2 separate regions of the Homo sapiens genome follow, and region 2 is linked to region 1. Evidence: chromatin contacts called from ENCODE Hi-C data. All regions are on one chromosome and are shown on one strand. Each heading gives the region's core, a stretch centred on a gene start or an enhancer-like site at or near the end of the contact. The rest is flanking DNA. Distances are from core to core; before and after follow the strand shown.

Region 1 (2,942 bases), core at 32-2,531:
TGGGTAAAACAGAGAAGACAGAGCTGGAAACCGCGGGCAGCTTGTGCCAACACGCTCGGGGAAGGCAAATGGAAGAAGACGCCCGTGCTCCCTAGAGCAGGAGGTCCTAAGGCCGGGAATCGCTGGCCTTGCCTCTCAGGACCCGGGCTGACCCGAGGGAGGGAGAAGCCCTCATCGCCAGGCGGGGGACCCATCAGCGCGCCGGCTCAGGGACAAAATACTGATGCTTCAGACTCGGCCAGGCCGTGCGTCCGAGCTTCCCCACAGCCGCCGCACTTCCCTGCTGCCTTTGGGATGCGGCCTCCAGCCCCGCCTCGCCACCGGCCGTCATCTGTGAATCATCCCGCCCATTTCGACATCTTCCTCCCCCGCCTTCGGCTCTTGGCCTGGCGCAGAGCCCAGTGACAGCCGGGGCCCGGGGAACCTCATTCATTCAACACTTGTTGGGTTTACTCTGCGAATGTGGATGCGAGGCTCAGTGCCGGGCGCTGGGGCCTGAGGAGCACCGAGTCCGGCCAGAGGGCCCAATACTCCAGACCCGACCAGAGTCTAGCGGGCCGCCGCGGTCCCCCCTGGAGGTGAGGCGGTTCCCAGCCCGCATGTCGCAACGGCTTCCCGGACAGGCTGCGGGTCGCGCCAGCCAGGGATGACCGGCCCAGGCCGGCCCCGCCTCACGCCCGCGACGAGATCCCGCGGGAACACGGCTCTCCGGGGCCAGGGCCGCCCGCTCTCCAGCCACGCGTCTCAGAATTTGAGGAGCGCACGGGAGCGCGGGTCGTAACGGCGCCCGTCAGCAGTTTGACGTTGAAGGCCTGTCGCCGCCCCGCCCCCGACGCGATCCCGCGCACAGGGACCGCAGCTCTGCAGGCGCTAGTGAGGGGCCCGAAGTCGGCCCCTAGAGTCCCTGGGCGCGTCGCTCTTTCTGTAGCCAATCGGGGACCGACGTGGTGCGGGCCAATGGCCGCGGTCAAAGTATCAAGAGTGGTTGAGCCTATCAAAGTTCAGCCTTAAGTTTCTCCCGCCCTTCTAAAAGTCAGAGGCGGGTTGATCGCACATGTCGGCCAATCAGTGACCAATAAACAAGAAGCTTCTAAGATCAAAGGGGAAAAGGTGGGATGTAGGCGCTAGCAACGCCTCAGGGCGGAGGAATGACAGGCGACTTCGCTAATACTACCGGCTGATTTTTCGTACGTAAGGAAAGGGGTGGGTCTAACTTGGCGTCTCCACCAATGGTTGCTTGGGGGGCGTGTCCGCGGGGCCAAGCGGGAGCCGGAGGCCCCGGGCTCTCTGGGCCGCGCCTGAGGCGGACACTACGGGGCCGGGGGGCGGCGGCGGCAGTGGTGGCAGCGGCGGCGGGGGTGGGCGCCGCAGCTGGCCCGGGTGGATGGAGTTGGAGGGGCGGGGTGCTGGCGGTGTGGCGGGGGGGCCGGCGGCAGGGCCCGGGCGGAGCCCCGGGGAGTCGGCGCTGCTGGACGGGTGGCTGCAGCGGGGCGTGGGCCGGGGGGCCGGCGGCGGGGAGGCCGGGGCCTGCAGGCCCCCGGTACGACAAGATCCGGACTCCGGCCCGGACTACGAGGCGCTGCCGGCTGGAGCCACTGTCACCACGCACATGGTGGCAGGCGCCGTGGCAGGGATCCTGGAGCACTGCGTGATGTACCCCATCGACTGCGTCAAGGTGAGACCTGCACCCGGCTTCGAACCCGACCTGGGGCTGACCCGACCCCTGGGTCTTGTCCGGAGCCAGGATCCCGGCTGAGAGCCGGAGCCGACATGGGTTCCTTCCTGGCTCCTGCCACTACCACATGATTCGAACCGACACTCCATTCAAGCAAGGTCCCAGCTGGGAGTTGATCCCAGTCAGGAACCAGGACCTATTTCTAACCGTCAGTGAAATCTGAATCGGGACTCAGGATCGAAAATCTGTCAGCCAAAGCCCTGGACCCCACCTGGGACTAAACAGGAATAGGGTGGGATGGGGTATCCCGAAGCTCAGGTAAGTGCTACTAACTCGATTAAGGTGAAGCCAACTGGCGTGAACCAGACCCTGAAATGGATCTAACGGCTTGAGATGTTTTCTGGGCTAGTGCTTTTACAAACTCCTTGCTGTATCTTCCCTTACTGACGGGGCAGGAACCCGAATCTGGGATCTCTCAGCTAGATAAAGGACTTACATGTTAAATCTTAACACATGAGTGATTGGAAATCATTGTGCAGTGAGAATGCAGAATTCCAGACTGGAAGTAATGTGGGAAAGATCGTATTCAGGAATAGGTTTCAGTTTCTCTGTGAAGCAAGCATGATACCCCACCTATTTCCTGAACATGAAAATTGAGCTGGGATTAGGACTGTATGTTCAGGGAGCACATCAGCCTCCAAACAAGAGAGATGAAACTGATAGCATATTTCTTTGGCCACCTGAAGTTGGCAAAAAGGGAGAAGTTGCCTAGAAAGGAAGTGTGACGGTATTAGAAAGTAGATGTAAGTATGAAGAAAATGGAAAGAGATCAACAAGAGGACACGATTCTTGTGAAAGTAAAACTAATTGCATTCACAACCAAGCAGGATGATTTATGTGTACTGAAGTCAGGTCCTTCTGAAGAAAGCTGGGTGAAGAAAGAAACAGATTATTGTTCTTTACAGTTCTTATTCTTGTACATTAGTAAAGGTGCCAGCCATTAAAGGTGAGGACTGAATTGAGGGAGAGGTAAACTAGAGGGGACTGTTGATATGACAAAGACCGATGCCTCCTTTACATGTGAAGGGTAATAGTCAAACAGTGACCTGGCAGCTTTTTGATGTATGTTTTCTCTTCAAATCAGGAAAGTGTTATGTATTCAAAAGGAGGAGAGAATCAACTTGGGAAAGGCAAAGTAGATCCCTTTTACTTCCCTTTGGTTCCAGTACTGTTTCATGTTTTTCATTAGAATGTGGATAAGGAAATG
Region 2 (3,201 bases), core at 125-2,624, 4.3 Mb before region 1:
CACCACATTTGGCTATTTTTGTATTTTTAGTAGAGAGGGGGTTGGTTTCCGTATATTGGCCTGCCTGGTCTTGAACTCCTGACCTCGTGATCTGCCCGCCTCGGCCTCACAAAATGTTGGGATTACAGGTGTGAGCCACCGCGCCCAGCCAGTGTCTTCTCTTAATTAAATCTTAAACCCTACATTTCCTAGTGTTCATTGCAGTAGAATCTGGGCAATGTATTTTACCAAGGACTCTTGTTTTTGAGCTTCTTAAATGGCCGGGGAGGTAATTAAATGCCATGGGTCTAATGACACACACACTTTCCATTCCAGCGGCTCCAAGTTCCTTCTCTGATAAATAGTTTAGCAATTATCTCTTTGGCCACCACCTGCCTCCCCCGGGAATGGTCTGCCAGGGTGATCTGTACTCCCCTGCCATTTTCCAGAGTCTCTGTAAATTAGGAAGAATTCCTGACGTCTCGGGTAACGTAGCTCTTTATGGGAGTGGAACGTGGCTATCTTTCCTCACTTTAAAATAGAAATTCTGGAGACTAAGCACCATCAAGGTGGCCATGATTTACCAAAATGCCAGCTTTTCAAAGTTCTTAAGTGTACAACCTTCCAGACTGTAGACCGAACAAGGGTAAAGGAGACAAAATGTATTGTCATGATTTTGCACGGCTAGTCTCTGGCAGAGTCAAGACCTCACATTCACTCGAGGGCTCAAATTTAGATATTGACATCTCCAAGTGAAACTAGAGTCCTAAGTGTGTGAGTCAGGTCACTTACCAACTGTAAATGAACATTTAAAATATGCCACAATGCACTCGTGGCACTGCTTACTTTTTATCTGTTTTACATATCAGGAATCAAAAAGAAAAATAGTCTGATCCTGACCCAACCTCTAGGAGGCCCAGGTTCAGGGTCCCGCCACCAGCAGGAGGAGGGGTGAAAGGTGACTAGAAGAGCGGCGTTAGAACTGCAGGAATTTCAAGGTCGCCTCCTAGGCCTCAGCGGTGGAGGCTAGCACGAAGGCGGGGCTGCAGCGCTGCCTGAACCAAAAGTACGCTGCGCTGAGGCGGGGCACGGAACGGGCTGGACTTCGGCTGGATGGGGCCTAGCGGATGGTTGGGCCGCGGCGGGATGGGGCGGGGCTTCGGGCGGGATGGGGCGGGGCTTCGGGCAGGATGGGGCGTGGCCGCGGCGGGATGGGTGGGGTCTGGGTGGGATGAGGCGGGACTTCGGGAGAGATGGGGCGGAGCCGTGGCGAGGCGCTGCAGCAGAAAGGAAATGCGCTGGCGGGGAGACCGGGGTTGGTCCCTGGCGGGGCAGGGGGCGGGCTCAGGCCGGAACTCCAGAGACGACCTCAGCCAACTGCTCCTGCGCCGGGCGGGGTCGTCGCCGCCAGCGGCTCCGAGCGCCGGAAGGGCCAGGTCTCAGGGCTCCTGGAGCTGCAGGCGGCGGGAGGGGCTACAAGTGGGTCCATTTTTTAGTATCTTTTTTCCTCCTTTTCTTGGCTCATCCCCAAAAGCGGAAAGTTTAGGGCAGAGCGACAGTCAGACCCATCCACTATGCCCCAACACGTGCAGGGCTGCGAGGGCGCCCGTTCCTCCCGGGACCCCAAGCGGTTTCTGCTACGCCTGTACAGACGTATCTTCCCAGAGTGAAAGTTGATGTTTAGCCGTTCCGAAGTTGGTGCTTTGTGGGAAGGAGAACAGCGGGAGAGCCGTAAGGAACGCAGGCGTCCTGACGTGAGGAACGCCTCTTAACACGCCCCGTGGCATGGAGTTTGACAGGGCCCTGGATCCCTGCGTTCACCCCTCCTGGAGTCCTGGACGCCCACCTGGGAGCAGCGTCAGGGCCGTGCCACTTTGACCCACGTTAAACGCATTGCATCCTCATTTCTGTGTCCCATCTAGATGCTTGACTCAGTGATGCAGAACCTTTCAGAGTTAGCTGGAAGCCACAGCCCTGCCTCTTGATGCAGCCTGGATCCAGCCGGTGTGAAGAGGAGACCCCTTCCCTCTTGTGGGGTTTGGATCCTGTGTTTCTAGCCTTTGCAAAACTCTACATCAGGGATATCCTGGACATGAAGGAGTCCCGCCAGGTGCCAGGTATGTGGCTAGCCACCCTGGGATGCCCTGGGCTGCATCTGCCACCCTTTCCCAAAGTCTCAGAAAGCTGGGATTAGAGGCTTTTAGGAGAGCCTTCCCTGCTGCAGGCTTTGAAAGGGACCTAGCCTGGACCTTCGCATGAGTTCATTTATTTGCAAGGTAAAAAAAACAGTCTAAATCTTTTTTTTTTTTTTTTTTTTTTTAGTAGGTGTTTGGGGGAGTAACTTTTGTACTGGGGTTTTTACCTCCATTTAGGGTCTTTCATGCTTAAAAATGCTCATTTGTTTTTCTTTGGCCCTGCTCCTGTTGGAGAGATCGCTGGGCCAGATATTCCTAGGCCTGGCTCCTTTCCTAAATGTGCCACTTACCTGGTCCGGGCATGTGACTCACCTTCTGCAAAGTCTGGGTTTCTTTGTAAAAATGGAGCTTAACCCTGTGTAATGGAATCTTTTGATTCCTGATATGTAAAGGGGGTTTGTTTTCTTTTGAATTAAGCAGAATCAAAATATTATAAACTCCCTGAGAGGAAGAACATCATCTGTCTTGTTCACCTTTGTAATCCCAGGGCTTAGAACAGTGCCTGGCATATAGTGGGCCCTCAAATAGAAATAGCAGTTGAAGCAACAAGGCATTATACATGTAAAGTTTAAATTTTCTTTTTTTTTTTTTGTATTAGAATAGTGGCTACTAGAGATAGGCTTATCTTACCTAAAAATATAACAAGTATAGTTTGGGGTGGATTTAAATAATTCACGTAGCTGTGTAATAATTCACAAATAGCCACATGTTTACTGTGCTATTTGAGAAGTTTGGTTAAACTTTCTTTGCTATTTTGAGTGAAGCTTTCCAGTCAAGGTCCTTCTGAATAACAAACTATGAGTTAGAAGTAGTCAAGAATCTCAAGCATCCACAGTTTTAATGAGATAAGGTTTTGTTTGTTTCCAGTTAAATGTACAAATATATTTGGATGACCTTATGCTAATGCCTTTTGTACAGATTTTTCGCCACACCTTTATTTCCTAATTATTGTTGGAAATGGTCTGTGTTTTCCCTTGGAAGGCAGCCAACCTCCTCCACAGTTTTCCATTTTCCAGTCTGGTTTTCT

What was found. Hi-C counts contacts between places; a loop is a spot of excess contacts on that map. Pooled maps may share reads with other maps.
Region 2: a pooled map shows a loop between it and region 1 (15-fold over the local background). The contact joins the promoter of STN1 here to the promoter of SLC25A28 in region 1. A Hi-C loop is called at or near these places in 8 of 50 pooled maps.

Annotation. Positions count from the first base shown.
Region 1 is chr10:99,618,778-99,621,719 of GRCh38, reverse strand. SLC25A28 (solute carrier family 25 member 28) reads left to right here and starts at 1,281. Exons shown (of 4, transcript NM_031212.4): 1 at 1,281-1,675. The coding sequence starts at 1,385. It overlaps SLC25A28-DT (SLC25A28 divergent transcript), which reads right to left and starts at 875. Exons shown (of 1, transcript NR_186534.1): 1 at 1-875. RefSeq lists enhancers at 1-306, 307-889, 1,473-2,055 and silencers at 541-700, 1,431-1,590.
Region 2 is chr10:103,916,357-103,919,557 of GRCh38, reverse strand. STN1 (STN1 subunit of CST complex) reads left to right here and starts at 1,374. Exons shown (of 10, transcript NM_024928.5): 1 at 1,374-1,458; 2 at 1,902-2,096. The coding sequence starts at 1,964. RefSeq lists a silencer at 1,063-1,412 and enhancers at 1,153-1,447, 1,078-1,723, 1,583-1,912.